2 separate regions of the Homo sapiens genome follow, and region 2 is linked to region 1. A link is an interaction called in ENCODE POLR2A ChIA-PET data of the cell type or tissue named here. Cell type or tissue: GM12878. All regions are shown on one strand.

The links. Peaks named below come from ENCODE experiments on the same cell type or tissue, not always from the same donor. Only the 100,000 strongest peaks of a DNase experiment are listed, where the experiment ranks them.
Region 2: POLR2A ChIA-PET joins it to region 1 with 6 read pairs; 4 of 35 experiments call an interaction of 5 or more read pairs at or near these places.

What each region holds. Positions count from the first base shown.
Region 1 is chr5:177,200,698-177,204,697 of GRCh38, reverse strand. It overlaps NSD1 (nuclear receptor binding SET domain protein 1), which reads right to left. Exons shown (of 23, transcript NM_022455.5): 4 at 406-578. Among named protein-coding and RNA genes, the nearest start is that of NSD1, 69 kb to the right of the region's middle. In GM12878, no CTCF peak of the experiment used is centred here; no DNase peak of the experiment used is centred here; H3K27ac peaks cover 897 bases.
Region 2 is chr5:177,276,955-177,280,954 of GRCh38, reverse strand. It overlaps NSD1 (nuclear receptor binding SET domain protein 1), which reads right to left. Exons shown (of 23, transcript NM_022455.5): 18 at 121-390. Among named protein-coding and RNA genes, the nearest start is that of RAB24, 25 kb to the left of the region's middle. In GM12878, no CTCF peak of the experiment used is centred here; no DNase peak of the experiment used is centred here.

The DNA.
Region 1 (4,000 bases):
TGCTTCTTCCCTGCCTCCTCTCTGCTAACTCCCAAGTAGATAATGATTTTTAAAAGGCCGGGCCAGGCACAGTGGCTCACACCTGTAATCCCAGCATTTTGGGAAGCTGCTTGAGCTCAGGAGTTCAAGACCAACCTGGCCAACATGGCGAAATCCTGTCTCTACTAAATACAAAAGTTAGCCAGGCGTGGTGGTGCTCGCTTATAATACCAGCTACTCAAGAGGCTGAAGCACGAGAATCACTTGAACCTGGGACGCGGAGGTTGCAGTGAACAAAGATTGCACCACTGTACTCCAATCTGGGAAACAGAGCAAAGTTCTGTCTCGAAAATAAATAAGAGGCCATTTTCTTTCTTTTTCTTACTTGCTTCTGTCACTCAATAAAAAGCCTTTTTCGTTTCCTACCTTATGCCTATATCCTTTTTCTTTCTGTTTCCCTCTTCTCCTAAGGACAGGTAGCTCTTCGAATTGATGTCTGCCTTCAAACATGACGATTGCTTTTCCAGCCACCCAGGCTCTCTCAGAAGGATCTCCAAAAGCCTCCACGTAGTACTGCCGATAGGGCCTCCGGTTGGAAACTAGGTAAGGGTAAGAGAACCAGAATCATTAGATCAAAGAAATTACTTCTCATCATTAAGAGAACAGCCACATCATTGCCGCCAAAGAAGACTGTCTGGAAACAACTAACATGCCCACTGAACTAGACAACCTAGAATAGATCATACACAAGGAAAATTTTAAGTATTATATATGTGTGGCAAGAAAATACACAGGAGGTTATGAAAGAATCAGTAGTCTAGTCTGATGACGTGGTATAGCTTCAAAACCAGCTAAATGTAGATTAACTACAAAGAAGAAATTAAGATAGTAGACAGGTAAGTTTCCTTCACTATCAGTCTATAATTTCATTGTTCCAAAAATACAGAAGATGTATATAGTAAGCCCACAGCAACAAAAATATATATACAAAAAAAAACCCAAGAAAACGTGAAAAACACTAGGCTAATATAAAGAAGAAGAAATGTTTCAGCAAAGCAACATGTATGATCTGTTAACATTTATAGTGTAGCTACTCATAGACGAGCACCACACAAGGTGCTTTGCATGGATTCCTCCCCACAACCACACCCCCAAAATAATGTATGGTTTTGGTATTTTAGATATAGTAAGTTCAATAACTTCAGAGAGAACAAGCGCATGGTCAAACACTGGTTTTGCAAAGAAAGTGAAATGCAATATTTCAAATTAGGGAAATTTTAAAAGAAAAAGGAAAGCCTACCAGTAATAAAACCAAAAATAAATCCAGTTTAGCCTATAATTTCTTGGTTATCTAAAGTTCTATACATACAATTAAAAATATGAAAATACAAATCCCATCTAGAAAAGATTATAATTCATCTAGTATATGTTATCTTCCACACATTTACAATTTTATTAGCAACTTTTATTACACTAAAAAGTGTCACAAAAGAAAGTCAGGACAACACATGTTTAACAATTTGTCACTTTTAATAAAAGGAAATAAAAATCATTTTATACGAAAATTCATTTTAACTCACATCTAGTTCCCTTGTAACAACCATGTCTTATTTCAAAACACAGAAAAGAATCCAAATAACCTTTGGAAGAATTATGGAATGCCTACTTCCCTCAGAATGCAAAATGAAAAATGAAAAAAGAAAGACAAAGGAGAGAAGGGATTTATAAACTGAACTGTCAACGGTAACTTCTCTGTAAATGCTGGTTTCAAAAGTGTACACATGGTAGTTTTTCTATTAAAAAACATAGCTTAATAATGAAACTAAAACTTAGTTAAATTTTGTGTTGTCTGGTTCATTTTAAAAACAAACTGAAAAAAAAAATGAACTCCTTATTTCCCACCTACTGAATTAAATCCTTCAATAAAAATCACCTACAGGAACTGGAACTGGTTAATATACACATGTGTGTACCTATACAGAGGTTCTTAAAGTCAATTTGAGAATTAAATCACTCTCCCATGAGTCAATACATTGAACTGGCCAGGTGTAGGGGCTCACACCTGTAATCCCAATACTTTGGGAGGCAGAAGTGGGAGGACTGCTTGAGCCCAGGAGTTCGAGACCAGCCTGGGAAACATAGCAAGACCCTATCTCTACTAAAAATAAAAATACTGGCTGAGGATGGTGGCATGTGCCTGTAGTCCCATCTATTTGGGAGGCTGAGAAGGGAGGATCACTTCATCCTCAAAGGTCAAGAATACAGTGAGCCATTATCACGCCACTGCACTCCACCCTGGCAGTACAGCAAGCCCCTGTCTTAGAAATAAATAAATAAATAAATTTCATTAACAGATCAAGAACTTCTGATGTGCCAGCAACGTGAGGAGAAAAAAGAACTCACTGTCTGACAGATAAGTCATATATAAATGATTACAGTACAAAAGGCATGACAACTGCAAAAATAAACACTTATTTCTTAAAAAAAACCACTCAATTATAAGTGGGAGGAGACAAATGAAGTACTTGAACAACTTTTTTTTTTTTTTCTGAGACGGAGTTTCACTCTTGTTGCTCAGTCTGGAGTGCTATGGCATGATCTTGGCTCACTGCAACCTCTGCCTCCCAGGTTCAAGCGATTCTCCCGCCTCAGCCTCCCAAGTAGCTGGAACTACAGGCATGCGCCACCACGCCCAACTAATTTTTTGTATTTTTAGTAAAGACGAGATTTCCTCATGTTGGTCAGGCTGATCTCAAACTGCCGACCTCAGGTGATCCGCCCGCCTCGGCCTCCCAAAGTGCTGGGATTACAGGCGTGAGCCACCGCGCCAGGCTGAACAACTTTTAAAGTTAAACAGTTTGGCCAGGTGGGATGGCTCATGCCTGTAATCCCAGCCCTTTGGGAGGCTGAGGCAGGCGGATCACCTGAGGTCAGGAGTTCAAGACCAACCTGGCCAACATGGTAAAGCCCTGTCTCTACTAAAAATACAAAAAGTAGCCGGGCGTGGTGCAACTTGCCTGTAATCCAAGCTACTTGAGAGGCTGAGGCATGAGAATCGCTTGAACTCAGGAGGCGGGGGTTGCAGTGAGCTGAGATCCCACCACTGCACTCTAGCCTGGACAAGAGTGAGACACCATCTCAAAAAAAAAAAAAAAAGTAAACAGTTAAAGATAGAATTATAGTATGAGGGCACAGAACCCTCAAAGGCATGAATGAATAAAACTAAACAAAACTACAAGTAGTTCTAAACACTATCATAAACTAGAAGAAAAGGGAAACTAATAAAGGTTGGGCAGCAACCAGACTTGTAAGAGTTTGCATGGCATGTTAAGATCTTAGCCATTACAGCTTTGACTTTTAGCTGACTTTTAGTCCCAGCTACTCGGGAGACTGAGGCAGAAGAATCGCTTGAACCCAGGAGGCAGAGGTTGCAGTGAGCCAAGATCCCGCTACTGCACTCCAGCCTGGGAGACAGAGCAAGACTCTGTCTCAAAAAACAAATAAAAAACAACAAAAAAGACACAGATGCTTAGGTTGGACACAGTGGCTCACACCTATAATCCCAGCACTTTGGGAGGTGGAGGCAGGCAGATCACCAGAGGTCAGGAGTTTGAGACCAGCCTGGCCAACATGGCGAAACCCAGTCTCTACTAAAAATACAAAAATTAATGCCAGGTGTGGTGGTATGCACCTGTAATCCCAACTGAGGCAAGAGAATCACTTGAACCCAGGAGACAGAAGTTGCAGTGAGCCAAGATCACGCCTCATTGCACTCCAGCCTGAGCAACAAGAGTGAAACTCCATCCAAAAAAAAAAAAATACAAAAACACCAGATACTATACAATGTTTATAGAAACACTGTTCAGAATGGCCAAAAGGAAAACAACCCAAATGTTCTCTGATGGATGAATGGAAAAACAAAATGTGGTACTTACAATACAATGACGTATTATGTAGCCTTTAAAAAAATTGAGAGAGAGAGAAAGAAATTCAGAAACATACTATAGCATTGATGAACTTA
Region 2 (4,000 bases), 76 kb before region 1:
AATAAGGTTAATTATTAACTGTGTTATTTTCTTCTATGATGAATTTTCTAATGTCAAGGATCAATGATATCAAGCAACTGCAAAGAGGAGAAAGTATATGGTAATTTAGCTTTTTCTAACCTTTTTAATATCTGTTTTTGTCCGTAGACCCCAACCCCGCTGTAATGTGCGGAAAATTTCAACCTCTGGATATTGGCGCTTGGAAAAGCACTGGTTTTGACAGCGCCCTCCGGCAGGACACACTGTGGGGTGGCACTCATAGAGCAGCATGCGGTTGATGCATTCAGAGTCTATCCCACAGGGGTTCTCATCAGTAGCTTTACAGTTGCAACGGGGTATTTCAGATAAGTCTGCAGTGAAGATCTGTACCCTGCCAATAGGACGGTTTACCTGGAAAAGTAACACAAAGTACACCGCATAAAACAAGTCAGCAGAAGACAATTCACGTCCTGAAAAAGGCAAACTTTTTTTCCTTGAAGTTGCAGCCACATTTCCCATGATTTTGAACTATCAACACTTAGTTTCATATAAAAACAGAGCCTCACTTGACATACAAAATATGAACTCCACAAGAATTGCTTGAACCCAGGAGGCGGAGGTTGCAGTGAGACAAGATTTCACCACTGCACTCCAGCCTGGCCGATATGTTGAGATTCCATCTCAAAAAAATAAAATACGAGCCAGGTACGGTGGCTCACGCCTGTAATCCCAGCACTTTGGGAGGCCGAGGCAGGTGGATTACGAGGTCAGGAGATTGAGACCATCCTGGCTAACACGGTGAAACCCCGTCTCTACTAAAAATACAAAAAATTAGACAGGTGTGGTGGTGGGCGCCTGTAGTCCCAGCTACTTGGGAGGCTGAGCTTGCAGTGAGCCTAGGTCGTGCCACTGCACTCCAGCCTGGGCAACAGAGTGAGACTCGGTCTCTCGGTCACAAAAAATAAAATAAAATAAAATAAAATAAAATAAAATAAAATAAAATAAAATAAAATATGAACTTTAAAAATTTTTTTGAAATTCATTTTAAAAAATAATTTCAGCCGCGCCTGGTGGCTCACACCTGTAATCCCAGCACTTTGGGAGGCCGAGGCAGGTGGATCACGAGGTCAGGAAATCAAGACCATCCTGGCTAACACGGTGAAACCCCGTCTCTACTCAAAATACAAAAAAATTAGCCAGGCGTGGTGGCGGGCACCTGTAGTCCCAGCTACTCAGGAGGCTGAGGCAGGAGAATGGTGTGAAACTGGGAGGCAGCGGAGCTTGCAGAGATCGCGTGACTGCACTCCAGCCTGGGTGACAGGGCGAGACTCCGTCTCAAAAAAAAAAAAAAAAAAAAAAAAAAAATTTTCAAAGCTGATAAGCCAGGTGAACTATAAACTAGGTTTCTGCTATTGCCACATGTTGGTGTCACATTTGCTGCTACAAAAAAATAGGCATTATTCTTCCTTCCTTTTTTTGAGAGGGAGTCTAGCTCTGTTGCCCAGGCTGCAGTGCAGTGGCGGGATCTTGGCTGACTGCAACCTCTGCCTCCTGGGTTCTAGCCATTCTACTGCCTCAGCCTCCCAGGTAGCTGGGACTATAGGCACACACCACCAAGCCCGGCTAATTTTTGTATTTTTAGGAAAGATGGAGTTTCACTATGTTGGCCAGGCTGGTCTCGATCTCCTGACCTTGTGATCTCCTGACCTCAGGTGATCTGCCCGCCTCGGTCTCTGAAAGTGCTGGGATTATAGGTGTGAGCCACCACACCTGGCAAAAGCACTGTTCTTAAGTGGCAAATAAATGGCATGAAATCATCTGTGTGTAATTTGAGTTCCTCTATGCTTCCTGCATCAGCCTCACAAGTAGTTGGGACTACAGGCAGGTATCACCACACCCAGCTTATAATTTAAAATCTTTTAAAAGGACTATAGCAATGTCACTCATGGATTAATTTAGAAGTGGTGCTAGTGCTCAAAAACACAGTGAAAGTTTGGTGAGTTAAAACATGAAGGTCAAACAGTTATTGTGACACCAAAGCCATTAATGTAGAGGTTTTAACAAATACTAGCAACAATAAGGAAAGACAATAGATGTTCCAGTACAATAATGGATTTGTGCATGAGAATGTATCTCCCCTCATTTCATATTATTTCAGTGGGAACAGTCAAATTTAGTCTTCTAAGACACAAACCGCACAAAAAATTTTGACTGTTCAGGAACTGTGTGATTTTGAATAAATTACTTGCAAGACTATTGTAAGAATAAGAAATATATGTATAGTACAGCACCTAGCTGCCTCTTAAACATGGTAGACATATTAAATTCTTTCTTCCTTTCTTATATAATGCCCTTATGATTGTTTCTCTCATATCAAATATTCTAGATTACTCATTCCAGTACACCTAAAATCACTTACTTAAAAGTCATTTCTGTCCTCTAAATTTTCAAATGCTTTCATTTCTTGCATTTTATTATTTGCCCACTCCCCTTTAATATTATGAAATCTACAATCTGGATATATGCTGCCATCAAACCATTTTTCTATCAACATTTAACAGGAGGAGGCCAGGTGCAGTGGCTCACATCTGTAATCCCAGCACTTTCGGAGGCTGAGACTGGAGGATTGTTTGAGCCCAGAAGTTCAAGACCAGACCAGGCAACACAATGAAACCCTATGTCTACAAAAAAATTATAAAGCTTAGCCGGGCATGGTGGCAAGTGCTTGAGGTTCCAGCTACTCAGGAAGCTGCAGTGGGAGGATCGTATAGACCTGCAAGACACTCCAGCAAGATGCTGTCCGTGGGGAAAATGGATGTAGGTCTCACTGCCAGATCTGTTCCTAGATTCATCAAAACACTGGTAAGGTTTGGAAACTTCTTGCTAATGGAGAAATATCCCCAACACATGCAACTGGAAGCCATAAGGCATAAGGCTTACAATGTCTAAGGCAAATTCTAAGGGGACAGACAACAACAGCTAATCTCAGTCACCCAAGACTACAAGTCCTGAATAGGGCATTTGAACATTCACTTCTGATTCGAAATATTTTTACTTGAACCCTTCCCAAATACACATAAAGGTTCATGCTACTTCTTTTCTCTCTACAAATATATATTTGTTTTTGTTTTGAGACAGGGTCTTACTCTGTCCCCCAGACTGGAGTGCAGTAGTGCAATCACAGCTCACTGCAGCGTTGACTTTCCAGGCTCAGGTGATTCAGGTAGCTGGGACAACAGGCACCCCAAATTTTTTTTTTTCTTTGTATTTTTTGTAGAGACTGGGTTTTGCTATGTTGCCCAGGCTGGAAAATATATGTTTTAATCATTGTTTCTTATCAACTGATCTAACCTGTTATTAATCCAAAAATAAGTTTTGTACTTATCACATCGTAAACCAAAAGCAAACCAAAACAAATCCCACATGGTTAAGAACAAAGACATGGATATGTAATTCTAAGTAAATCTCACTATAGATCAGGAGTTAAGTAACTTTTTCTGTAAAGGGTCAGAAAGTAAACACTTCAGGCTTTGCAGGCCATAGATCTCCACATGTAGCTCGACTCTGCCACTGTAATATAAAAGCAGCCATATGTAATATGTAAATGAAGAAGCATGCCTGTATTCCAATAAAATTTTCTGGATACTGATTGAAAGTTGAATTTCATATCATCTTTATGTGTCACAAAATCTCTTTTTTGCCAATCACTAAAAAATACAAAAACAACCTGTAGTTCAAGAGTATTACAAGAATAGGCAGTAGACCACATTTGCCCATGAACCATAGTTTGCCAATGCCTGCTCTAGATCCTTTTCCTGGAAATGTTTATTAAAAAAAAAAAAAAAAATGGAGTAAAGAAGTTGGCCTCTAAGTTCTTGATGAGATCACTCACAGGAAACTGCTCTCTCAGTAGCTCAATATGGTTAATATGTTAACTCTAAAATGCCTACCTTGCTGTTATCTGACCCTCAGGACTATGTGAATAGAATTATTTTCCATTTCTGAGGCCTAACGACTATGT